Regions from separate parts of the Homo sapiens genome. Here all the other regions are linked to region 1. A link is a loop called in an ENCODE intact Hi-C map of the cell type or tissue named here. Cell type or tissue: PC-9. All regions are shown on one strand. Links, peaks and the distances in the headings refer to the core of each region. The heading gives the core; the rest is flanking DNA.

The links. Hi-C counts contacts between places; a loop is a spot of excess contacts. Peaks named below come from ENCODE experiments on the same cell type or tissue, not always from the same donor. Only the 100,000 strongest peaks of a DNase experiment are listed, where the experiment ranks them.
Region 2: it touches region 1 in a loop (4-fold over the local background); 45 of 110 quality-filtered maps call a loop at or near these places.
Region 3: it touches region 1 in a loop (7-fold over the local background); 12 of 110 quality-filtered maps call a loop at or near these places.
Region 4: a loop joins it to region 1, with 3 times the contacts of the local background. A loop is called at or near these places in 22 of 110 quality-filtered maps.
Region 5: a loop joins it to region 1, with 9 times the contacts of the local background. A loop is called at or near these places in 24 of 110 quality-filtered maps.

The regions. Positions count from the first base shown.
Region 1 is chr3:127,687,026-127,692,835 of GRCh38, forward strand. MGLL (monoglyceride lipase) reads right to left here. Exons shown (of 8, transcript NM_007283.7): 8 at 2,041-5,298. The coding sequence ends at 5,173. Among named protein-coding and RNA genes, the nearest start is that of ABTB1, 17 kb to the left of the region's middle. RefSeq lists enhancers at 2,177-2,682, 2,683-3,188. In PC-9, for the core only: a CTCF peak has its summit at 4,029 (motif pointing right); a DNase peak (open chromatin) is centred at 3,256; H3K27ac peaks cover 2,535 bases.
Region 2 is chr3:127,744,176-127,748,175 of GRCh38, forward strand. All of the region lies in intron 3 of MGLL (monoglyceride lipase), which reads right to left. LOC107986127 (a long non-coding RNA gene) reads right to left here. Exons shown (of 2, transcript XR_001740893.2): 1 at 2,485-4,000; 2 at 41-1,142. Among named protein-coding and RNA genes, the nearest start is that of ABTB1, 73 kb to the left of the region's middle. RefSeq lists enhancers at 2,478-2,989, 2,847-2,956. In PC-9, for the core only: CTCF peaks have their summits at 2,394 and 2,608; DNase peaks (open chromatin) are centred at 2,776 and 3,766; H3K4me3 peaks cover 592 bases; H3K27ac peaks cover 2,427 bases.
Region 3 is chr3:127,766,404-127,770,403 of GRCh38, forward strand. All of the region lies in intron 3 of MGLL (monoglyceride lipase), which reads right to left. Among named protein-coding and RNA genes, the nearest start is that of MGLL, 54 kb to the right of the region's middle. RefSeq lists an enhancer at 2,373-2,472. In PC-9, for the core only: no CTCF peak of the experiment used is centred there; a DNase peak (open chromatin) is centred at 2,218; H3K27ac peaks cover 2,418 bases.
Region 4 is chr3:127,968,101-127,974,151 of GRCh38, forward strand. All of the region lies in intron 5 of KBTBD12 (kelch repeat and BTB domain containing 12), which reads left to right. Among named protein-coding and RNA genes, the nearest start is that of KBTBD12, 56 kb to the left of the region's middle. In PC-9, for the core only: CTCF peaks have their summits at 3,047 (motif pointing left) and 3,261; a DNase peak (open chromatin) is centred at 3,071.
Region 5 is chr3:127,957,269-127,963,319 of GRCh38, forward strand. It overlaps KBTBD12 (kelch repeat and BTB domain containing 12), which reads left to right. Exons shown (of 6, transcript NM_207335.4): 5 at 5,921-6,051. Among named protein-coding and RNA genes, the nearest start is that of KBTBD12, 45 kb to the left of the region's middle. In PC-9, for the core only: CTCF peaks have their summits at 2,848 (motif pointing left) and 3,059; DNase peaks (open chromatin) are centred at 2,733 and 4,833; H3K27ac peaks cover 844 bases.

The sequences.
Region 1 (5,810 bases), core at 1,811-5,810:
TCGTTCACTCATTCCTTCATTCTCTCACTCATTTCCTCATCCATCCATTCCCTCATCACACATTCCCTCACTCACCCATTCCCTCATTTATTCATCCCCTCACTCATTCACTTATTTATTCTATTTCTTCACTTATTCATTCCCTCACTCATTCATTCTCTCAGTCATTCATCAGTCATTTCCTCACCCACTCATTCCCTCAATTCATCCCCTCATTCGCTTTCATTCATTCACTCATTTCCTCACTCACTCATTCCCTCATTCATTCACTCATCACTCATTCCCTCATTCATCCATTCTCTCACTCATTCCCTCACTCATTCATTTTCTCACTCATTCCCTCACTCTTGTTCCTTCATTCATTCATCCCCTCATTCACTCATGATCTCACTCATTCATACCCACACTCATCCATTCTCACTCACTCCCTCATCACTCATTCCTTCATTCATCCCCACTCATTCTCACTCATTCCTTCATTCATTAATTCCTTCCCTCATTCATTTCCCTCATTCATTCACTCCTTTCGTCATTCATCCATTCTCATTCCCTCACCACTTATTCCTTCATTCATTCATCCCCATTCACTTACTCATTCTTCTCACTCACTCATTTCCTCAGTCATTCATTCACTAATTTCCTCATTCATTCCCTTGCTCATTCATTCACTCCCTCATTCCCTCACTCACTTATTCCCTCATTCATTCACTCACTTATTCATTCATTCCCTTGCTCATTCATTCACTCACTCATTTCCTCACTCATTCAATCCATCATGCATTCATTTTCTCACTCATTCATTCACTCACTTGCACAGTCCCTCACTCACTCATGTCAGTGCACTTTTTACATTTTTCTCCTTCAAAGAGAAACCAGAGAGATAATATGGGGCTATGGTAGGCGCTCTCTGTGGGGACCTGGGCTCAGCACCTGAGCCTTCACCTGCCCTGCATGGGATGGGGGTTTGGCTCCTCCTGAGAGAGAGGATAAAGAGAACACATCATTCCATCACTCACTCATTCATTCACTCACTCACCCACTCCTTCCCTCCCTGCCCTATCAGGCAGGCCTTTCCAGGGACCCTCTGGGAAGCAGGCAGAGGTGTAGTGCAGGGATATGCCCTTTTGCAGCTCACAAGGGAGGGGACAGAGTGCTACCAAGCAGACAAGCAGAAGATCTGTCATGTCAGATGTCAACAAGTGTGCTGGAGGAGGAGAAGGCAGGGCAGCACCTGGGGGAGGGCCTCACTGAGAAGACAGCCCGTGAGGAGGCTGGCATGGTGAGGACTGAGTGGATGTGGAGGATGGGGAGAGGGGAGGCAAGGAGGCCAAAGGCCCAGCACCTATAGGCCTCAGCAAGAACCGTGGCCTTTATTTAGGTGAGATGGTAGTCACCGGAGGATGTTAAGCAGAGAAGGGCCACAGTCTGACTCATACTTTAACAGCCCTCTCGCCTCCGTGTGGAAACAGACTGGGTGCAGGAGAGAAAGCGGGGCCTGCCAAGGAGGCTGCTGCTGCCATCCCTCAGACGCTGGTGACAGCTGTGCAGCTGGAAGGAAGCCATATAATCCTGGCCACACTTAGGAGGAGAGTGGCTGGGCCACGTGTGGGTATAGAATGGAGAGGGGCTGGAGGATGCCCAGCAGCAGGAGGCCGGGTTCCCTATGCTGAGGAGGGAGGGCTGAGTCCGGACAGAGCCCAGCTTGTGTGGGGATGGGTTTGGCATCTATATGGGGCCCTGGAGAAAGCACAAGCCACCTGAAGCTGGCACGGGGAGGGTGGCCTGGGCTCCGTCCTCCCCAGTGGCGGGGCAGGGTCTGCGAGAGGATGTGTGTGTTTAGAAATCTGCTCCAAGCGTGGATGGGAGAAGATAAACTCCACACACGCTGATGGAGGCTGGGAAGCACTGCTGGAGTTGGTATCAGGTGACAGGCATGGCTCAGGCAGGGATCAGCCTGTCTAAAAAAGGGCCTGCTGTGCTCTCAGCAAGGAAGATTGCCATCCAGGGTCAGAGGCTACTGTGATGGACAGACAGACGCCATTCCGAAAACATCGGATTTATTAGGATTAGCTGTAGTGTACACTGATTCCTTTAGCTCTAAATGGATACATATGTGCCCCGCAGACAGTATACACGCAGGGATGTGACTGAGCCACAGTGACATAGCAAACCCAACAGCTGGCTTGTGAAGCCATCGTGATCCCAACAAGGTCTATGTTAGCAATTGGTGAAAGAAGAAGAGAGTGAGATGGGACCCAGGTGGGCCTGGAGGTGGGATCCTGTGGGTTTTCAGAGCACCCACCAGTGCTCCCTCGGTGAGCCCAGCACCACCTGGAAGTGGAGGGAAGCTGGGTCGCTGCTGGAAGGGAGGGAGGCTGACTCTCTACCCCTCACCTCTGCAAGGAACTGAGGCCTGTAGGGTTGCGGCTGTCACTGGCTACAGGCGGCATCTTTCTGTAAAAAGCTTTTCAGGCATGAAACCCATTTCTGTATGGACTGGGCTGTGTTGACGGTGGTGCTTGGGCCTTGTGTGCCAGGCCTCTCTGGGTCCCCTCCCTGGCCTTTGCCTTCCTCTCACCTTCTCGAGGCCAAGCTGTGCGAGACCTGGCATTCCTTCCAAACCTCAGTTCCTCCACGCCCCTGCGCTGGTGTGACTCCAGAGCTCAGAATGTCAGCACGGAGCCGTCAGTATCGAGAAGGAACTCAACGCAAGGCTTCACAGCTTTCCAAGGACAGGGACCGGCTCTGGAGTGGCCGTGCGTGAGATGTCAGGCACGCTCACACGCAGGGTCCTGTGTTGGCTCCTGACCCAGCAGGGGGACATGGTGGGCGGATGTACCAGCCCTTCTGGATAACATGACAGTCCCAATTTCAGGAAAGTTTTTATTTTAAATATTGGTGATTCTTTAACCAGGAATGCAAATGCTACTGAAGTGCTGTGTGTGTCTCTGTGAGAGCCTTCATATAAATAAATTCATGCATCTAAAGAGTCCCTGGTCAGGCCGCATGCTGATATTCAATTTGGGGAATGGTGATGCCACCACATGCATCTGGGGGAGGCAGCAGGGAGGCGTAGGGACTTTGTGTGGCCTGCTCTATCACAGCTCCTGGGAGAATTACAGATCTGAGCCCAGGGCATCTCTGGGCTTTTGGAAAGGGTTCCTGCTTTTCCTGAGTTCCCATGGCTGCCCTGCTGCCGGGGCTGACTAAGCAGGCGGGGCTGGCTTTCTCAGTGCATATTTTACATTTTTCTCCTTCAAAGAGAAGCCAGGGAGACAAGCTGGAGCTACAGAAGGTGCTCTGTGGGGACTTGGGCCGGGTCAGCAACCAAGCCCCCACCTGCCCCTTGTGGGGTGAGGGCTTGGCTCCTCCCCCAGGGCACAGAGTGATCTTCAGCAGGGTGACCCGTTCCTGGCTCTCATGGTGTGATCAGGGCTGCTGGAGGGAGGGTGGAGGGGCACACTCTCCAGGAACCAAGGTTAGCCTCCAGAACAGGGCCTGGGAGAGCAGTGGCAGTTCCCGCTGCTGGAGGAAGAAGGGCGGGAGCCCCTGAGGCCTAGACTTCATGTTGGGGGTCCTGGTGGGAAGTGGCCTCTCCTCTGTGGCCCCAGAACCCCTACATTGCACCTTCTGCAGGGCTTCAACGGTGGCAAAGCCCTGACCAGGGTCATATTTGCACTAAGGAGCCTCCTGAGGTAACAGCAAGTCCCATTTAGAAGGGGAAAGTATTCCCGAGGCGGGTGGTGAACCCCACTTATTGCTGGGAAAAAGTGAGGCCAAGGGCAGGGCTGGGGTGGTATTGGCACCTGAGAAGGGCAGGCTAGGCCCAGGGCCTCAGCTCTGAATGATTGGCTGATGCCAGCCTTGGCCTTGGGTGAGGCCTGTCCCGGCCTGTCCTGCTGTGGCCTGGGGCAGGGCTGGGGGTGCCTCCAGTCCCTGCTCTGGGTCACCGAGTGCTCCATGCAGACCTGGACAGGAAGGCCTGGCCTGCTGCTGTGCTGGGCCTCTCTTCTCCTGCCACCAGAGGTAGCTGTGCTGCTAGCACTGACACTCCCAGGGTAGCTCTGGGCCATAGGCAGGCCCAGGCCCAGGCCTAGGGATCATAGCCCCATAGGGTGCCACTGCTCCATGGTCCCTGGTGGGCAGGAAGAGCACTGGGCCTTGCCCATAGGAAAGGCCCAGCCAAGTCCCCTCTCGGGGGCTGCTGGCTTAGCTCCTAGAGCACAGAGCCCTCTGGCCCCACCACTGCCGGCCCAACCTGTCCAGTTCTGTACAGTAGCATCAAGCTCTGATTCCCTCAAACTCCCCTTGCTCCCTCCCACCTATCCACCAAAATAGTCTCTGCTTTAAAATATACATTATATATTAGACATTTCATCTTCAATATGATTCTCTCATAGCATCAGGTAAAATTAGTGACTCTAGAGGAAAGGCAGCCTTTGTGAGTACAGGCGGCACTCGGGGACCAACCTGAGCCTCCCCCTGGCAGGAGGGGAAGGGCAGGGGACAGAGAAGAGCCTTGGTTTCCTGCTCAGTTCTCCTTCTGGGCTAAGCCTCACCCCCCGCCCCTCTGCAAAGCCTGGTCTCAGGCTAACAAGGAGCCCACAAAGTCATGGGTGGCTGCTCATTTTGAGGAAGGGCTGGGCATTTTCTGAGCCTCAGAGGGGCACGTGAGTCTGCCCTGGGGAGCTGGCCCCTATGGAGACAGCAACCACCTCATCACACGGCCAGAGGAAGGCCACCAAGCGGAGGCTGGTCAGAGAGGGCGCTGGGGCGTGAGCGAAGGGTGGGCAGGAAGGAGGCGCCTCCAGTTATTGCAGTCTGGTGTCCTGGGAACACCAGGAATTCCTGGAACCCTTGTGGGAGCTGGGAGAGGCAGGGCAGAGGCTTGGCTTTGTTTTCAGTGGACATTTTAGCACATTCTTTGTGGAAAATCACCTGGGACCTTTCTCTTTTTTTGCATAAAGTGTCTAACCATTAAGGTAGGTCCAGTGTCTGATAGTCTAATGTATAACAAAAATGTCTGTTATTTTTTAGAAAATTGTGCTAAGGATTTCTCCAATTTCTGATTTTTTTTTTTTTTTTTTTTTGGCAAGCCATATCTGAGAAGCCATCTCTGCCCTTCCCCTGCCTGCATCCCCCAGACCATGAGCCGGGCACCGGCCAATGCATTCAGGGTGGGGACGCAGTTCCTGCCGTGGCTGTCCTTTGAGAGACCCACATGTTTATTTCATGGAAGACGGAGTTGGTGACTTCAGGAAGCTCCTTGTGGAGAACATGGTAGGCACCTTCATAAATCTGCAATGAGGAGAGACACGGAATCAGAGCTGCACCATCAGAGGCAGGTGCAGGGAGCGGAGACCGTGGGCAGTGGGCAGGGGTCTGCAGCATTCTCCGGACCCTCTCCCTATGCCCGAGGACCTGGCCCTGACCTCCCATTATTAGGAGGCCAACACCTTTCTATCAGAAGATGGTTCAAATGTGTTACAATGTCCCAGTGTGTTCTCGAACTTCCTTTCTCAAATGCAAACCTTCCCTCACTCCACATCTCTCCCCATCCCTGGACCCGTTTCTGTGTCTCTGAGTCAGGCAACCTTCTCAAAAGAGGGGGTTCCACTCCCGGCCTCACATCCTGACCTCCACGGGGTCCTCAGCTCATCCCAAGCCGACTTCCACTCCCGCCAACCCACGGTGGCTAGCCTGGCGAGGTCTCCAGGGACCTCCATTGCTGTGGCAGGGGACACTGTGCTGGTCATTCATAAGCTGCTCACTGTCACCTTCTAGAAACACTTTCCTCTTGTGGTTCCATG
Region 2 (4,000 bases), core at 1-4,000, 55 kb after region 1:
GCTAACGGTGCAGCATTTTTGAAGTAATGCATTCTCAGGATTTCATATTTAGAAGGTTTATTTGAAAACATCCTACTCTCCACTGTATAAATAAGAGGAAACAGAATGACAAAAAGTGTCATAACTACGGTTCTTGGCATCTAGCAAGATGATCTTCCTTTTGTATCACGCTGCGGGATGACGATCTGGGTTTCAGAAAGCGGTAAGTGGCTGGTTCCGTGGGGTTAGCGATCACATTGCCACGTGTCATGCCCACAGTGGCCATTCTCCTGTTGATTTTCTCTCTCATGAAATGTTAGGGCTCTGTGCAGCTCTGGGTTGGCCAGAATCATCCAGAAATGCCAGACCTTTCTCTCAGAGCTCTATGATGAAAGTTGCATATACAGAAAGTGCCTCTGGCTTATAAATAAGTGACAGCTGCAGAGTGGGGAGAGGCTTTTGCCACTAGAAACTTCCAGGATGCATGAGATCAAGGAATTAAGTCTGTAACAAAATAACAGGATGCTCTGTGAAGTCCAAAGAATTGCTTGAGGCAAACTGCAGAGCTCCATGAGATCAGCAACCCCAAGAGCTTTTACACCGCCGGACACGGTTTAATAGGAAAAAAATCTCCTATACTGTATATTCAGAACCAAATGAAGAGAAATGTCAAAGGAGTCGGAAACAATATGTCAAATTAGGTAAATTCCTGACCTGACCCAGATTTTGCAGAACATTTGATCCTAAACTGTGCTGTCCACGTCCTTAAGATCACCTTTATCTGAGTTAGAAAACAGATGACAGAGACCATGTTTTGGCTAATATATATGCTTCTGTCATACACCTGCTGACCGGCAGAGTCCCTGGAAGGCAGCAGAAAGCAGGCAGGCAATGGCATCAGATCCGGGTACAGACCACAGCTGCTACGTCTTAGCTGTGTGACCTTGCAAACGTCTCCACCGCTATGATCCTTGGTTTCCTCATCAGTGAAAGCCGCCATCGGGGCCAGGGTATTTACTGAGTGGATTGCTGAAAGGGTTAAATGAGGAGGCAAGTGAAAGCACCTGTCACACAGTAGGCATCCAAAAAATGCTAGTCTTCCTTTCTCCACCTTTCATGCTTAGTTCTTGCAGGGATCGACTTGAGTGTCCATAAACAGATGGCTGGATAAAGAAAATGTGGTGCATTTATACACGGAATGCTGCTAGGTCCTCAAAACGAATGAAATCCTGTCATTTGCAACAACATGGATGGACCTGGAGGCCATTATCTTAAGTGAAATGACTTAGGCACAGAAAGTCAAACGCCGAATGTCCTCACCTGTAGGTGGGAGTGAAATAATGTGCACACATGGACATAGAAGGTGGAATGACAGACACTGGAGGCGTGGAAGGATGGGGGATGGGGGATTGAGAGATGACTTATGGGTACAATGTACATTGCTTGGGGGATGGTACACTAAAATCCCAGACTTCACCACCACGCAATATATCCATGTAACAAAGCTGCACTTGTACCCATACATTTATATGAATAATAATAATAAAAAAGAAAGCCTGCTTCAGGATGCCGGGGTTCCTGGTGCAGTGTCCATCCATCCTCTGGGATGCAGCTGCCTTGCTCAGGCCACACAGGCTTTCCCAAAGCTGTGCCCTGAAAGAGTCCCAGCCCCCATACTGGTGTCACAGCTGCCATCCCTGCAAGTGGGGACAGAAGGCACAGGGGCGGGGCATGGAAGGGGAAGGCTGCACAACGGACTGACCCTTCACAAGACTGGCGCTGGAACTTTACATTTTTGTGCACCATGTTAACAAAAGTTATTTTGACTTTACTGAAGTAAAGGCAAAGAACAGAGTTTGAATAGAATGAGTGACAGCAGCTTGGGAGATGGGGGCCCAGACAGAAACAAGGAAGGTGGAGATGGAAGAGATGGAAGATTGAGAAGCCAACAGCACCGGCCAGGGAGACTGGGGAAGAGGAGCCTGTGAGAACGCCTGGGATGGTGAGGATGGAGCTGAGGCCAGCGGGAATGAGCACGTCCTCCTGACTCTCCTTCAGGGAGAAAACAAGCCCCAAACATGCGGCCATGGCTCCTGAGTTTTCTAACATGGCAGCTCTGCACAGCGTCCTTCCTACATTTCTGGCTGCCTTCAAGCTGTTCGTGGCTCCTGGGCAGGTGGCAGTCCCCCCTGCACTGCTCACAGCACTCTCTTGTCCTGGGCTCACAGATCCACCCTGCCTCAACTGCCCCCAGGCGGTCCCCATTCACCCTGCCACGATCTTCCCTTCTCCACCCTGCCCTCCCTTTTCTCTCTGGTTCTGGGGGCCTCATCCACACAGAACACTTAAGACACCCTGGTGTGATCCCTGGGCTGGTTTCTGTTTCATTTGGCTCCAGGTCCCACCCCTATGTTTCCCACCTGTCTGGAACCAGTTATGTTCCCCTCCCAACCTGGACCTCTAGCTGCACCCCCTGTCTTTGTGGGGGTAGAACTGCAGGTTCACATTCCACTCTTCCGTCTCCCTCTGCGTCCACTCCCTCCAGAGGCATGCACGCCATCCTTCTTGTCCTCTGCCACTCCCGTAGGGAGCCTCCCTCTCGTCTACTGGGGCTGGTTCCCTGGCCTTCCAGCCCTTCTCCCCACCCCCAGCCCCCAATCTCCCTCCAGCCCAGTGCATTCCACAAGATCCACCCAGTCCATGGGCCTGGGGAGGAGATAACCCTGCCCCTCCCTCCTCCTTCCTGAATTTTCCTCAGGGGACGGGGTCTAGGAAGCTGGTCCCTGGGGTGGCTCCCAGACTCCTGAACCTGCGCAAACAAGTGACTCAGCCCTGTTCTCGATTGCTGATGGAGCCACCTGAGGTCACAAGTGGGTCATTCTGTGTCTGCCTTTGTGTGTCCCTGTCTCTGTTCCCTTCTCTTGTACTGTGTCTCTGTCCCTCCACTTAAGTGGACATAAGGAGCTCCTCAGCCCCCTCTTCAGTACCTGCTCTTTGATGGGCTGTTGGGAACATCTGGAGATTTGGTCTGGGACTCAGGGGAAGTGACCCAAGGCCACCATCCCAGGCCTCCAGGCAGCAACCACTCACCCATCCTTGCACTCCTGCACATCCTGGGCCTTGCACACACACCTGCTCCATCTGAAACACCCCTCCACCCTGTGGAACATCTGCGTGTCTTGTCTCTCCCCTAGAAAAACCCCCAGCCTTCTCCTGTGTGTCTAGAGGTCCAACTCCAGTGTTATCACAGGATGGCATAATCAGGGTCTACTACAGACCCCTGCTGGACTGTGTGCTCCTTAGGGGCAGGGTGCCTTGTGGTGTCTTTGTATCTCCAGCACCTAGAAAGTACCAGGCCCACCACAGATTCTCAAGAATAAGAGAACTCATCAGGACAAGAGCTTGTGGTTTCTTAAGTCACAGAACAAGAGGTTCCCTCCAGGGCAGCTAAGAGGCCACGGAGACTTGTAAGCACAGGGTCTCTGGTCCAGCCCAACGCAAATGGGCACAGGTATGATCATTTCCATCAAGTGGCTGTCTACAGACTTGGGAAAGAAAACCTCAGGCTCCCTTGAGACAGGAGCTTCCACGGTAACACCTATTTGAGCTCCTCAGCTGCTGTCTCCAAGGTGACGCCCAGAAACCGTGATTGGAGCGGGCTTCTCCTTCCACACCTGTGGTCCCTGGGGTGGCTCCCAGACTCCTGAGCCTGCACAAACAAGTGACTCAGCCACATCCTAGGGAAGGGGGGTCCTCCCACTGGAACAGGATTTGGCCACAACCTGGCACTCGGGGACCTGGTGTTGAAAATGAGTCAAATGGGGACAGATGCTCTCTCTTCCCAAGTCCACGTGAGATTTCACGCGGGGAGGAGCCACAGCGTCTGGTATTAAGTAAAGGAAAACTCATTAGCAAGAGACTCGGAGCATTCTAGGACAAGTGTTGAAAGTAATCCAAAACAAATATAAAACAACTTGCAACGCCCCTCACTGGATCTGACTAACACGGGCAGGGCTGGTTT
Region 3 (4,000 bases), core at 1-4,000, 78 kb after region 1:
TATTGAAAGTAAATCCTACTCAGAAAATACTCGTAGTGCCCCTGGCTCTTTTCTCCTTACAATCTGCCAAACCCCTCTCTTGAGTGGGAGCCCCAATCCACTTCCTCAGTTGTGCACAGGGTCGCCTCCCAACTGCGCCTTTCTGGCCTGTTTATCAGCCAAGCAGGGGCACTCTTATAAAGGGTGCTGTGTCCTCAAAAACAGCATCAAAGAACTCCGAAGACAGTGGCTTTGTTGGTTCATTATAGAGGATTCTGGAAGTCAGTTGTGCCATAATCAATGCAAAACCACATGACATAAATTTTTATGACAAAAGATATTTGTAATGAGCTCTTTTCTTTCAAATATGAAGCCTTAGTTTACCTCTTTAAAAAACACTAGTTACGGCCGGGGACAGTGGCTCACATCTGTAATCCCAGCATTCTGGGAGGCTGAGGTGGGCGTATCACTTGAGGTCAGGAGTTCAAGACCAGCCTGGCCAACATGGCGAAACCACATCTCTACAAAAAATACAAAAATTAGCCGAGTGTGTTGGCATGCCCCTGTAATCCCAGCTACTCAGGAGGTTGAGGCAGGAGAATTGGTTGAACCTGGGAGGCAGAGATTGCAGGTAGGGCCGAGATTGCACCACTGCACTCCAGCCCGAGTGATGGAGTGAGACTCTATCAAAAAAAAAAACAAAAAAACAAAAAAAACCCCAAAAAACTAGTTAGGAAATTATCCTTTAAGGCTTACCTTCCTCATATTCTCCATCATCACCATCACTCATTACCATCACTATCACCATCACCATCTATGGGTGCCTGTCATGGAGCCTGGATTTATCTAATCTCTCAATATTTGTACTATTGCACCCATCCTGTTAGATGAGGCAATGGAGGCTCAGTGAGGTTAGGAAATTTCCCAGGGTCACATAAGCAGTCAGTGGCAAGGGCAGGGTGACATTCTTGCCTGCCTGGTTCCAAAGATTGTAAATAATTAACCAATTGTTTATAATTGCAGTCATAAAATCCCATATTTCATGGCTCGTGGCAAGGATCAAATAATTCAAAAACACATTTGGGGCTGGACCTTAGCTTGTGAGATTCTCAAGGGCAGGAGCATTGTCTCATTCCTCTTTCTATCCCACAGTGAAAGCACATGGTAGGCACTCGATGAATCTTTTTTGAATGAGTGAATGAATGGATTATTTAAGAAATTAGAGACTATCAGAGCCCTGGGGCACTCTGTTCCATAAGAGTGTAAAATGTTCTCAAAGAAATTTTGAAGCAAGTTTAACTCTAGAAACGGAACAGCAATTTGTAAACTTATAGTCTCAGAATGATGCTTTTGACAATATCCAGTGTGGCCAGGTTTTAGCTATTAAGCAATAGAATTCAAACACTTTTCAGTACATGTCTTCAGCAGGTAACTGGAATGTGGTGAGGCCATCAGTAATAATAATGAACAGGTGAATACATGCTATATGCCAGAACCTTTGATAAACACTCCACCTAAATGACTGTTTAATCCTCATAACAACTTATGAGGTAGAAATTTCAATACCTTCGTTTCATAGATTAGGAAACCAAAGCTCAGTAATGTTCCAGTAACTTGTCCAAGGATAACAGAGGATATTATGGACAAGTGTATGCCAATAAATTTGATGTCTTGGATGAAATCCACAAACTCCTTGAAAAACACTACTAAAGCTGACACAAAAAGAAAAAGAAAATTGGGATAGTCCTATTAATAGTTAAAGAAACTGAATTTATAATTAAAATCCTTCCCGTAAAGAACACTCCAGGCCTTGATAGCCTCACTGATCTACCAAACATTGAAGGAAAAAATAATAACGATCTTACACAAATTCTTTCAGAACTAACTAAGAAGGAGCACTTCCCAATTCATTTTATTAGCCAGAATATCCCTGGTACCAAAACTGGAGAAGGCCATAACAAAAAACAGACTGCAGACCAAAGCCCTGCAGCTAGTAAATGACTGAACCAGGATTTGAGCCCATAGCTGATGCCAAAGCCCGTGTGTCTAACCATCACACCACACTGCCACTTCCTGTGCCAGTTGCTTCTGTACAGCTGGTGTGTGGTTTAGGGATCAGAGCCCTCATTTTGGGGATGTGTAATGACTACTGGAGTCATAGAAATAAAATGTTAAGAATCGAGGCCTGACCTACTTTACTCTGACATCCAAGATGACTAAGTAAGGGAGTATTTCCCAAGAGTTCCACTCTGACTCTCCCTTCTCTCTTTGGCATTTCCTTCCCCCTCCCCTGGATAGAAATATCCTTTCCTCTCTTCTTCCTACTGAAGCTCCCTGTCCTGTCCACCCCTCCAGCTCTCCAAGCCCCAGTGCTCACCTCTTTCAGGGAACCTAGCGCATCACTCATGTGTCTACCCCTGGGCAGTGATTCTAGACTATAGTGTCCATCAGAGTTGCCTAAGGGCTTGCTAAACACTGACTGCTGGTCCCACCCTGGAGCCGGAGAGTGTGCACTTCCTGCAAATCCCTGGGTGGTGCTGCTGCTGCTCCTGCTGTTGCTGGTTTGACCAGAATCACACTTTGAGAACCACTACCATACTCACAGCCCTCATATCTAGAGATGGTTCCTTTCAGTTCAGCATATGGAGTCTCTGGGTAAAACTCTGCTAGAAAGAGTTGGATTGTCAGGCCAGGAGCGGTGGCTTATGCCTGTAATCCCGGCACTTTGGGAGGCTGAGGTGGGCAGATCACCTGATGCCAGGAGTTTGAGGCCAGCTTGGCCAACATGGTGAAACCCCGTCTTTACTAAAAATAAAAAATTAGCCAGGCGTGGTGGTGTGCACCTGTAATCCCAGCTACTCAGGAGGCTGAGGCAGGAGAATTGCTTGAACCTAGGAGGAGGAGGTTGCAGTGAGCTGAGATCATGCCATTGCACTCCAGCCTGGGCAACACAGCAAGACTCTATCTCAAAAAAAAAGAAAAAAAAAAGAATTGGATTGTCTTTGACCATAAGCTTCCTACAAATCAATTTTTAAACAACTGGCATTTCAAAAGTTCAACTAACCTGCATCACCTAGACGCTGCCCTCACTTAGTGCCATAGTCCACACTAAAACCCTGTGACGGAGGTAGTGCATCCTCCCCACTTCTCAGATGAAGATGGCAAGGCCCAGGGAGGCTGGTGAGGGGGAGGCTGCCATCAGAGCTGAGGTCTTCTCCAGGTCCAGGGAGTACTGGACCCTGAGCTGCCAGCCCGGGTGGCTTAGCCCTGAGGGACTGAACATATTTAAGTAGCAAGTGAGCTCCAAGAGGCTGCAAGCTGATGTCTGTTTGGTTCAGCATTTCCCCAGTGCCCAGACAGTGCAGGCACATAGTGAGTTTCAATAAATACTTGCTGAGTGGAGGGAGAGCAGAGCAGCCTCCCTGCCTCCACCCCACAACACCCCACCCCCGAAGCCCCGTCAGAGTGCTGGGGGGTCTGTCCTGAGGATGGAGCGGGGCTCCTGTGAGTGCTCAGCTCAGTGACCGGCGCGCGCCATGGCTGCTTTCTTCTTCCACCTGTCATCTCGACATCAGCCTGCCCTTCCCCAGGCCGCTCTGCTGCAACAGCAATAAGGTGCCTCTCTTCATAACTATCCTCCCTTGTAACTCGCAAAGAGCTTTCATACCTAGTTTCTCATTTAGAATCAGAGAATTCTAGAAGTGGAAGAAACTTCCTAAATCCTCAATCTCCTGGGCTCAAGTGATCTTTCCACCTCAGCCTCCCAAGTAGCGGGGACAGGTGCACGCCACTGCACCCAGCTAATTTTTGTATTATTTTTGTAGAGACAGAGTCACATCCTATTGCCCAGACTGGTCTCAAACTCCTGGCCTCAAGCGATCCTCCCACCTCAGCCTCCCACAGTGCTGGGATTACAGATGTGAACCACTGTAATCCCACTGTAATGCCTCACCCTGAAACATTTTTTTTAAGTGAATCCTTTAATCAAATGAAATATTGTACAGAAAAAGAGCTGAATGGC
Region 4 (6,051 bases), core at 879-4,878, 280 kb after region 1:
TGGCATAATAACTGGCATAAAAATGCTGATATACTAGTTGCTACTATTGCTATAACACTGTCTTTCATCTCTGACCCAGAAGTCTTACGTCTTCTATTAGCATCCATGAAACTGCAGCAAGCTTACTTATAAAATCCCAGACTCTTTGCAGTTCTTGACAGAGTCCTGGGACTCACCAGGAGGCTTTGTTCTCCACCTCCAATACAGAATGAGGGAGCCAGTATTGTGTTTCAAAAAGGTCAGAGCTCATAACACCAATCCTTCACAAACTCTTACAAAATATACAAGAGGGAACAATTCCAAACTTACTATTTGAGGCCAGTGTTATTCTGATACCAAAACTAGGCAAAGACATTGCAAGAAAACTATAGGTTAGTAGCCTTTATGAATATAGATGCAAAAATCTAAACAGAATACTAGCAAACTGAATCCAGCAACATGCAAAAAGAATTATACACCGTGTTCGAGAAGGATTTATCCCAGAAATGAAAAGTTGGCTTACCATTTGAAAATGAATCAATGTGTGGGAGGAGGGAGAGCATCAGGAAGAACAGCTAATGGATGCTGTGCTTAATACCTAGGTGATGGGTTGATCCGTGCAGCACACCACCATGGCACACATTTACCTATGTAACAAACTTGCATATCCTGCATATATACCTCGGAACTTAAAATAAAAGTTGAAGGAAAAAAAAAAGAAAACGAATCAATGTAATATGCCGTATTAGTAGAATAAAGGGAAAAAAACAGATTATCTCAATAGATGCAAAGAAAAAAAATAGATGCACCCTTTCGTGCTATAGATACTTAACAAACTGGAAATAGAAAGTAACTTCCTCAGCCCGATAAAGGGTATTTATGAAAAATCTACAGCTAACATCATGCTTAATGGTAAAAGACTGAAAGGTTTCCCCCTAAAATCAGGAACAAGGCATGAATGCCTACTCTTGCCACTTCTATTCAGCATTATACTGGAGGTTCTAATCAGTAAAATTATGAAAGAAAAAGAAATATAAAGCATCCATATTGGAAAGTAATAACTAATTGCATATGACATAATCATTTTTTTCGAAAATCTTAAGGAATTATTTTAAAAAGCTACTAGAGCTAATAGACAGGTTCAACAAGGGTGCAGGACATAAGACCATACGCCAAAAAATTGTATTTCTATACACTTACAATGAACAATTAAAAAATGAAATTAAGAAAACAATTCTATTTACAATATCATCAAAAAGAATAAAATAGGAGTAAATTTAACAAAAAAAGTACAGGATTTGTACACTGAAAACTGCAAGACATCATTAAAAGGAATTAAAATTCTATATAAATGGTAAGATATTACATACAAAAATTGATAGGATGATCCTAAAATCTATATGGAAATGTAAGAGACCCAGAAAAGCCAAAATGATCTTGTAAAAGAACAAAGATGAAAGACCCACACTTCCTAATTCTGAAGCTTTACTTCAAAGCTATAGTAGTCAAGACCATGTGGTACCAGCATAATGATAGACAAAACATATCGATCAGTAGAATAGACTTGAGAGTTCAGAAATAATCCCTCCATTTCAGTCAACTGATTTTCAACAAGGCTGCCAAGACAAGTCAGTGAGGAAAGGATCCTTTTTTCAACAAATGGTGCAGGAATAATTGGATATCCACATGCAAAATAATGAAGTTGGAATCCTGCCTCTTACCATGTACAAAAAGGAACCCAAAGTAGATTAAAAATCTAAACATACAACCTAAAACTGTAAAATTCTTAGAAGAAAATGTAGGCATAAATCTTGAATTAGGTGATGGTTTCTTAGAAATGCCAAAGCACACATACCAAAAAAAAAAGATAAATTGTACATCAAAAATCAAAACGTTTGTGCTTCAAAGAGCAACAACAAGAACATGAAAAGACAACCCACAGGATGAGAGACAATAATTGCAAATCATGTCTGGTAAGAGACTTGTATCTAAAATACATTAAGAAATCTTATAACTCAATAATAAAAAGATAACATATTTTTAATGGACAAAGGAACAGAATAGACACTTGTCCAGTGAATATAAACAGATGATCTAGTGCTCAACATCATTAGCCATTAAGAAAATGCAAATCTAAACCATGATGAGATACACTTCATACCCACAAGGATGACTACAATGAAAAAAAGATAGATAATAACAAGTATTGTCGAGGTTTGGAGAAATCAAAACCACCATACGTTGCTGGTGATATAAAATAATGCAGCTGCTCTGGAAAAGTCTGGCAGTTCCTCAAGAGGTTGACACAGAGTTGCCATACGATGCAGCAATCCCACTCCTAGGTATATATCCAAGAGAATTGAAAATATATGCCCACCCTTGTACCTGAATGTTCACAGCAGCAGCATTCGTCTCAGCCAAAAAGTGGAAACAACCCAAGTGTCCATCCACAGATGGACAGATAAGTAAAATACACAAATAAGTAAAATACTGTCTATTTAAGCAGTGGAATATCATTTGGCAATAAAAAGGAATGAAATACTAACAGTTGCTACAACATAGATGAACCTTGAAAGCATTATGCTAAGTGAAAGAAGGCAATCACAAAAGACCACATATCACATGATTCCATTTATATGAAATGTCCAGAAAAGGCAGATGGATAGAGGCAGAAAGTAGATTTGTGATTGCCAGAAAATGGAGAAAGGGTGAATGGGTAGTGACTGCTAATGGGCAGAGGATTTATTTTGGGAGTGATGAAAATGTTCTGAAATTAGACAGTGGTGATGGCTGCACAACTCTGTGAATATACTAAAAAACCATTTTTTTATACATTTTCAAGGGGTGAATTTTATGATATATGAACTATACCTCAATAAAGCTGTTGTTAAAGTGAAAAAGTCAGAACTCCTTCTCTTATATCCTCACAGTAATCAGCTTGGTGTTTGACACTAATGAGGAGAATTAAGCTGAACTGCCCATGGTGAGGGTGCTTAGAGGCAGGTTCCTTGAGTGAAAGAGGCAGAAATGGCCCATTCCAGAGACAGAATTAGGCTTCCTGAGACAGAGAAGACAGTGGTGGCAGATGACACCTAGTGGCAGGAAACTATTCCCTGCTATAAGAACATCCAAGGGATGACAACACTGTGGCCTTAGGTACCTGCAAAAGATTCCTGTGGTTGGCACGCAGAAATCCTGCCTTTTAAGGGACCCTGTGGGCTTGGACAGAGGGCATCTTGGTGATAATCATAATGAACTGAATACCGAAGAGCCACTCTCATGTTTTCTAGCTCAAGTGTGCCCTCAGGATTCTTGTATATCTCACAAAGAGGAGTTGCTCCCAGAGGGCTCAGCCTTCTCCCTGCTGACAAAGCCCCCACTTTGGCTCTTGTTCCAGCTGTTGGCCCTTTGAGACTCAACTGCATATTCTTGCCAGGCTCTGGTTTCTGTCTGTTTCCCCGAACTCTGGTGCAGGGTCCCCCCATTCCCTACTATGGCAGCCCATCGGTACACACTTGTTTGCCACTTGTGGCTGTCTTCCCTTCCTCCAGGATGGCAGGGGAGCTCAGGGAGCAGGCTGAGGGAGCAGGGAGGCCTCCTGTTTCTCCACTTCAACTCTATACTGGCTGCCAGTGGGACCCGCTGTGGGCAGGGGGATTTCTTCCCAGAGTCCAGGCTAAGTCCCTTCTGCCTTCAGCCCATCTGAGCCATTTTCATCATCTTCTTTGGCTAACTTCTAGGGGACCCAAACAACATTTTCACCTTAGTATCAGCCCCTCCAAATCTTCCTTCCTTCACCCAGGACTGGAAATGCTCTCTACCTCCTCCATCTGTCCAGCAAGAACTTCCCTCAAATCACCCCTCTGCCTCCTCTAGTTTAGTCTTGTGGCACAGTCTTAATGGTGAAAAGCCTGTCGAGGACAAATCTGAATTATCAGAAAGAGAAAATGCACTGGGAAGTACTTCAAAAATGAATTCTTTTACTAACCAATGCAGATTAAAATTGACAGCTGACAGTTACCTGGTTACCCTGTGCTAGGGAAAATTCTAAGCACTTTGCATGTGTTAATTTATTTGATTCTCTCAACAGCCTGCAACTATTATTTCCCTTATTTTAAAGGTGCAGAAACTGAAGCCATCTAAAGAAGTCAAACAGAGGGTAAATGTTGAATTTGGGATTCAAAGTTAGATAGTCTGGCCCCAAAGTCTATATTTTTAGCAGTAGGCTAAACTGTCTCTCCATACCAGACAAATCAAATCAGAATATTTGGTTATGGGGCCTGGGCATCAATATTTTTTAAAAATCTTCAGATTTTTCTAACATGCAGTCAGGGTTAAGAGCCTGGCTGATGTCTGTTGGGTTTTCATTCAACAAACCTTTATTGAATGCCTTTCTAGGTAGTAAGCCCATGTTAAACCCCAAAGATACACATACAAACATGTTTGGTTCCAGCCCTAACAGAGCTCATTGAGGGCAAAATAAGGAAGTTGCTGTATTGTTGGATGATGGACTCAGCTAGCTGCTTAGAATGTAGTTGTGCTTCTTCACAAAATAGCTGATTCTAGGTTTGGAGCACAGAAATTGCAAGGTAAGGTTCAGATATCCTGTTACACCAGAAAGCAGGTACATTGTCAAAGACTTAAGGGAGTCATGAAAAGACAGAGAAACCAGCCTGAAAGGGCAGTCACTGGCCAGATTCAAAATAATTCAAACATCAAAAATCGTAATTGACTATAATTGACTGAAACACATTGAATCAAAAGCCAGGTAATAAATGTAGAAGTCATGATAGAAGGATAGCCAAGATCCTAATTTGTATAATAGTTGGTTCAGTCAGAAATCATCAATGGATGCTAAAAGCATCGGTTGAAAGGTTATAAAGAACAGGATAGTCACATGGCACTGAAGACATATTACCTGATAAATCACAGACTAATTACAACATGAAAAAATATGTACTTTTACAATGGAGAAATTGGATAGCCACCGCTGTAATCAAATAATCATCATTAATAATGATATAATTTTATAGTATTTGCTTCCTATATCATTCAGTATAGAGTCTTCTCATGTCCCCACCACCACCAAAATACTTAACTTGTGTCCAGTCAAACCTCTACATTTTACCTCCAGTTTATAGGAAATAGAGGAAGAACAAAGTAAACAACCCTATGAGGAGATAGGTGAATTCAGCTTGTGGGACATTCTACAAGAAAACTGACCCTGACTCAAAAAAATTAATGTCACAGGGAAAAAAACCCAAGATGGGGGCCTTCCTAAATGAAAGGAGACCAGAGAGACATAATAACAAAGTATAATGTGTGAAGGTTGGTTGGATGATGGTTTGAAAATAACAGCTATTGAGTTATTCTGGGGACAACTGGGGAAATTAGAATATGAACAGGATTTTATTCAATTTTATAGAATTAATGTTATTTTTTCATAGGTATGATAATGGTTTGTGATTATGTAAAGGAATTTCCTCATCCTTAGAAGAAGTATGCTGAGTATTTAGGAGTGAAGTATTATGCCTGTAATTGATTTTTCAAGGTTTCAGGAAAAAAAAAGTGTGTGTGTGTATGGGGTGGGGACATAAAGATAATAAGGCAAAATGCTAACTATTATTGACTCTAGATGCAGAATACACCGGTATTCAGTGTACTATTCTTTCACCTTTTCTGTATGTTTGAAATTTCTCAAAATAAAAAACTGATAAAAGAACAAAGCTTTGATAGACACCAGCTATGGTGGCCACTATGCTACAAGTCTGTTTTATCCTAGTACTAATGACTACAGAGAAAAAGATGGAATGATGGAAGTGGTTTGTTTTACCTTTGGCATCCCCGTGCCCCCCAGCCACACCCTGGAGAAATTGTACTAAACTTATGATATCCTGGAGGAGAGTTACTATTTTCATTTTCAACTTCCTATCTGTCCTACAGTATATACCATATACCCATACATACATACACTGTCTATATCATATATATAAAAAACATTTCTATTTCCACAAGGAATGGAGACATTTTACAGAACTGGCATAGACAAAATAAAACTAAAAACATGCTTAG
Region 5 (6,051 bases), core at 1,165-5,164, 270 kb after region 1:
TATTTATTTCACAAATACTGTCAAGCATCCTTTAGAAGATATTGTGCTTAGCACCTCAGGGAAGATAAAGATGTAGACCTTGCCTTCAAGGACTTATAAAATTTTGTGTCTCTTTCATTTCTAAGCTGTGGAATAGGTTTGACTAATAGCTCTTTGCAGGACCACTTCATAGAAGTACTAGTATTAGGCAGGCCAATCTGGGGGAAAAGATGAGCCCAACAACAGACAGCAGTCATTTTTCTCAGGATCTGAGATTAGATTCCTATATTCTTAAGAAGATGACTTTTATAATCAGCCAACTTTTAGCTCTTTGGATTTAGGACTTGCCATATTCTGAAAAGCCAGTTATCACTTTCTGTTTTGACCGCTCCCCCAACCGCCACCAAAAAAAAAAGTATAAGAAAAAAAGATACCTAGGACATGAGTAAGGAGCTGACCCACCCATGCATTCTGTTCAGTGTTTGTGTCTTCACTGTCCGTACCCAGTGTAGAAAGTGTTGGGGATACAGATGTGATTAGACATCTGCCCTCAAGGGACTTACAGTCTCATCTAACAAGGCAACATATAGGGAGATAAATTAGAGCAATGTATTTTCATAGGAACCTTGATTTCTGTTCAGGACAGTGGAAGCCTAAAAAGAGGGAATGGCCAATTCTGTGTAGAGACATGAAAGGCTTTGTGAGAGGTTGAAGGTGGAGCTGAGCCTTGAAAGAGGAGTAGGGGTTTGCCAAGTTGAGGAGGAGAAGAGGCCATTCTAGGCGGAGAGATCAGCCCAAGCCTAGGCCTAGAGACAAACAGCCTCCCTTATTTGGAGAATGGTTGAGTGTTCTGGTGCCTCAGGGGCAGGGGCGGTGCAGGAGGGAGAAGGGCAGACCAGGCATGTGAGGAGTTAGGAGCAGCTGGGTCACCAAGACTTGGTGTCTGTAGGGGAGGGGATGGGTATGGGAGGCACTGAGGAGGTACAGTCAGCAGAGTCGGTGACTGCTGAGAGGAGGGCTGTGGTGACATTCATCTGCAGCTGGCACCTCTAGCCTGCTGTGGCATCTATGGGCCATCCCCTAAGCTCACTCCCACCCACCACGTCCAGGCTCTCCACTCTGTGCTCTCCCCTTACTGGCCCAGGCTTTAGACCTGCTGGGACCCCTGCAGGACAGACTGGTGGTAAGATGGAGAAGAGACAAGGAAAAGATGGGCCCAGGGTTTGAAAGGCCCAGACTCGACTGAAAATCCACTAAGACCCAGTGCTGGGTTGACACAAAAGCCCGGGTATCACTCAGGATCAGATGGGACAGCATTGTGTAATTGCAGCTTATTTGGCACTCAGGGCCCAGCTCCAGAACGTTCTATTAAACCAGCTATATGTCCACTCGGAAGTTATCAGATAATTCCAACACTTGATTTTTCCCTCCAAAATGAAGCAAAATCAAGCTGTAACAAATGGAACTTGGTCTTCCCCTTGAAGCTCTTTTATTTGATTTTCATAGTCATCTGTGTGGGGTAGCAAACAAAAAGCAGACAGATGATTGTGTTTTCCTGGCCTGGCAAGAAAAAGCTGGTCAAGGGCTATGAAGGCCAGCAGATAGAGAGAATGGAGAATGGCCACAGTACATGGGGGCCCAGCAGCCCTGTTCTGTGAGCCCAGGCACCCTATTGATGAGCACTGCACAGTATCAACCAGAATCCGGTAGAAGGCAGGTAAGCAGCTGTCAGCCTTGTACTGAAGGGCTTCATTCTGAAAATACCCAAGAGCCTCCTGTGTTAGACTTTAGAAAGTGGCAAGAAGCTAGGTTCATGTTTTCTAGGGTTTTAGGCACCAAAGCTAGAATTCTGATACGAGGTTGGAAAAAAATCAGAGAGCTGACAACTTGTGTGAGAATGAAACAAATCATCACAAGCATTATATTAGCAGTGAATAGATCATGTCTGACATGTGAGTCAGAAAGTAGCCCATCCACTCAGATATATGGGCCAGTTTAACTCCTAGAAGCCTATGCATTGCAAAATCCTTTTCTATTGTTAGGTCCACCAACAGCTCCTACCTCTCTCAAACATTTATGACCAAATGAGTTACTCTAAGTCATGTCAGGGAGCTTTTCCCTCTGCCTGAAGCCTGAGAGGAAGGCTCTGCCCATTCCTCAGCCCTTTGGCCTTCTGAATCTCTCTATCCAACCCCGGAAGAAACTATTAAGGACAATTTGACCATACAGTTAGTAAACCATCAATTATAGACATAGCAAATAATTAAATTGAGAGTAATCAAAGGTAGGATTTCAGCAACTTTAATAAACACCGGTTACTCATGAAACATCCTAGAACATGAAAGAGAATGAGAGTTAACATTTGGGTGCCTCCTGCATGCTAGCCATTTTGTTTACACACCGTGCATGAGAATAGGTATTAAAGAAAAATTCCTGTGGCAATACTTGTGAATAGGTATACAACAAATGGGAGTTCCTCCTTACCCTTCTCCACCCTTACATGGTTGCCTAATAAGTGAATCTTTGCAACAGGTTATGGAATTGCTGTCATTATCCTTAATTTACTGATGAGAAAAGGCTGAGATAAATTAAATTGACCAACTTTGTCTAGCTAGTAAATGGTGACACAGGGTAGGGACCAGGGTCTGAGTGTTTCCAAAGTCCACATGCTTTTTCCAAGGCACGTGGGTGCCGACAATAGTAAATATATGTACATTTTTCCCCTAAGACTGGTTTAGCACGACAGGCAACTTTGGAAGCTTATCTGAAGGATTACAAACCCCCACCTCCTGTTCTGGATCAAACCCAGGGGAAAATAGAATAAGCCTGCCACCTTGAGGTGACCCTGCAGGCAGAGGACATTGGGAGCAAGCACCACTGCATTCAAGGGCAACTTGGGCAGCGAGTACCACTCCCCTCTGCTTCAGCCAGCTCCCTGCCAGGCTTTGTGTGGGAGGAGAGGTTCACTCCTGCACCCCACAGAGAGGAGAGAATCTAAAATAGCCACACACACAAGAAGGAGGGAGTCTTTATAGAAATGATAAAGAAGAGAGGCAGGCATTGTCCTCTTCTATAATTTCCCCCTTTCCACTACGCACACACCAAAAAATATAAATAAATAAAAACCAGGGTATATATTTTGCATTTGAGGTCCATTTGGATATGACCTGCAAATATAATTTCTATTCATTTGTCTGTTTTTGAATAAAGAAAAGTCATGCTCAGAGGTTCGTATAAATTAAAGATATGGAGGTATCTCATTGAAATTCTACAGATGTACTGATCCTACCCCAAGACACCTCTCATCAAAAGATTTCTCTTGTAGTGCTGGTGCTGACTTATTAATGAAGATCATGCTTTCATTTGATTATTTACCTAATCAGGATTCACCTTCAGTTTAAGCTCATTAAGTCTGCTGCTAATAGAGTGTACTTGATGGTGGAATTACATCCAAGTGAGACAGAGAATGTGTTCAGGCATTAATGGTCAGAAACAAAGACAGAGCACGCTGTAAGCTCATGTCACTCCTTGAGTGGAGCGTGTGAACTGCCTGCCAACCAAATAGAAAGGGCTAGTTTTGTAGAGTTAGGGCTGAACATTATAATTAAATACACTTGGTAACAGAGCATCAAAAGTGACAACACTAATTATTGCAAAAATCAAGAGAATAATACCCATTCTGTATATGCGTCATGTTGGGGAAGTCTTCTAATGGGCTTTTATGTGAAATTTGTGAGCTGGATTCAGGATGCTGGTTGCTCCGTGTGCCCTAACCCAACTCCAGTGACTCGCATTTGACCTCTTTGCTTCCACTTGCTGGTCTTCTGGAGGAGCTGTAATACAAACCAGCCTAGTAACATTTCTCCTGGATCTCACAAAAACAGACAACTAGATCATCTTACTCTTACCTTATGGGTGATTGCTTGTTTCAACTCCTATGGTTAAATCCTCCTCTTTAAGTCCTTCTTGCCCTACAAATAGGAAACTCCACTTTTTGTTAGGCTGAGAAAGCTCTCGCTACCACAGTGCCACATTGAAAGAGGGCCCAGGAACAGCAGAGCTGTGCCGTTAACCGAGGCCAGTGTGTCCCCTCCTTGGAAACGCTGCAGCTCAAACTTGGCACTGTAATGGGCTAAATTATTTATCCAGTCGGATAAGAGAGAAGGCAGCTAAAAGCCTCCTGAGTTAGTTTATAGCCTCAGTCCCTGGATTCAAACTGAGACAGGAAACAGGTCAGTTTATATCAGCAAAGAGAAAAAAAGACTTTTCCTTCAAAGTGCCCTTCCATCAGCTTTTATGCCTGGCATAAGCCCCAACCATGGTGAAAATAAGCTGTTCCCATCAATCTTCTTGGATTCATTGAGTACTGTGTGGCAGGCCCTGTGATATAAAAGATGCAGAATAGTGGCCTTTGGCCCCAGTAGCACACTCACTTGGACAGGCAGGGAAAGCACATGCAAAATTAAACTTCTCATTCTTCATTCCAACACACAACGTGTCAGGCACTGGGCTAGGTACTAGGGATGCAATATGGAAAACGACAGGCCAGTGAGCAAGATAGGAAAGCAGGTGATGGTGAAAATACCACCTGACTGATGCAGTGATAGGCAAAGGGTATAAAATGACACTGAAAGAAGACAGGCCAGGAAACACATGAGATTAATTTCTCAGTATGTGATACATATAGTAAAAGCCATGAGATCAAAGCAGAGTTCTTAATTTTGGTTTTGAGATCGCTGTCAACAACATACTCCAGTATCAGTCACCACCCAACATATGCAGTTTGCACAGTGACTCTTCCAGGACCTCTCTATGTGAAGGAGAGCTGGTTTACCTGAGGCCAGTGCTTTACAGGCTTTTTGATTAGTCACACAGACCAGGCTGTGAGTCTGGATAGAATGAGGTCATCGATGAGAGGCGTGTCTGCAAATACAGGCATGTCCCTCCTTCCGGGGGGTTTACCTCAGTCTCAGGAGCCATCCTTCAGATCAGGAAATATGGCCCTGACCTTGATGACCTTCCAGTGTGGACTTGGGAGGGGAAAATAAAAGCAGTGCATAGAAATGTGTTTCTTGTAACAGTGGATAGGAAATTTGTATACAATTATTTTTCCAATGGAGAGTTGTACTTAAAGTCATGATTCTCTAAGTGTTATTTATATTCCTTGTTACAGTCCCTGGACTTCTAAATCTCACTTTTATCTCTTTAAGACACCTGTCTTGATGTCCTCTACTTTATTTATTTGCAAACACGGCCCTTTCCATCCTATTAATTTCTTAACAGCAGGAAACATGTTTTATGCATCTTTCAGAACTCCTTATTATAACTTAGCACATTGCCTTACATATAATAGGCACTTAATAATTATCTGATGAATGAACTATATCATCCAAAACTGGAAGATGCACTGGGCATTTGGGTTTAGGGCCTTTCCTGAAATTTACCAAAGAATAGTCCTTCCCTAGTTGGGAAAGATCATGCAACTTAGGAAGAGAGGGAGAAACCAGCTTGCAATGATAAGGGATGGGAAGAACACATTCCTAGCTAGCCACATCAGCAAAAGCATTGCTAACCATCAACAGCAAGGCAGATGTCAAAGTCAGGTTACCTTTACAGTCAACCCTGAAATTCTTATTATAAAGGGGATGCTCATGATGTGAACCAGCATTGGATATTATAGAATATAAGCCAGTGGTAGACTCAGTCTCATGCATGATCACAAACAAGGAGAACACTATGAATAAAAATGACATTGAATGTCGCTATGGAGTACACAGTAGACATCACTATTGCTTAGAACTTGTCTTCAAGGTAGCACCTGGCAAGAAAGAGAAAAGTTACAGTCCCATAAACCTTTGATACAAACCATGCAGGGGGCAGTGCTGTCCACAATTGAGTTTCAGTTCCTGATCCTCTCATTTCTCCACATAATTCTCTGCAGGTGGCATTGGCTGTGTAGGTCAAGACAAGGGCCAGGTTCGAAAATGCCTTGACGTGGTGGAGATCTACAACCCAGATGGGGACTTTTGGCGAGAGGGCCCTCCCATGCCAAGTCCCCTCCTCTCACTCCGC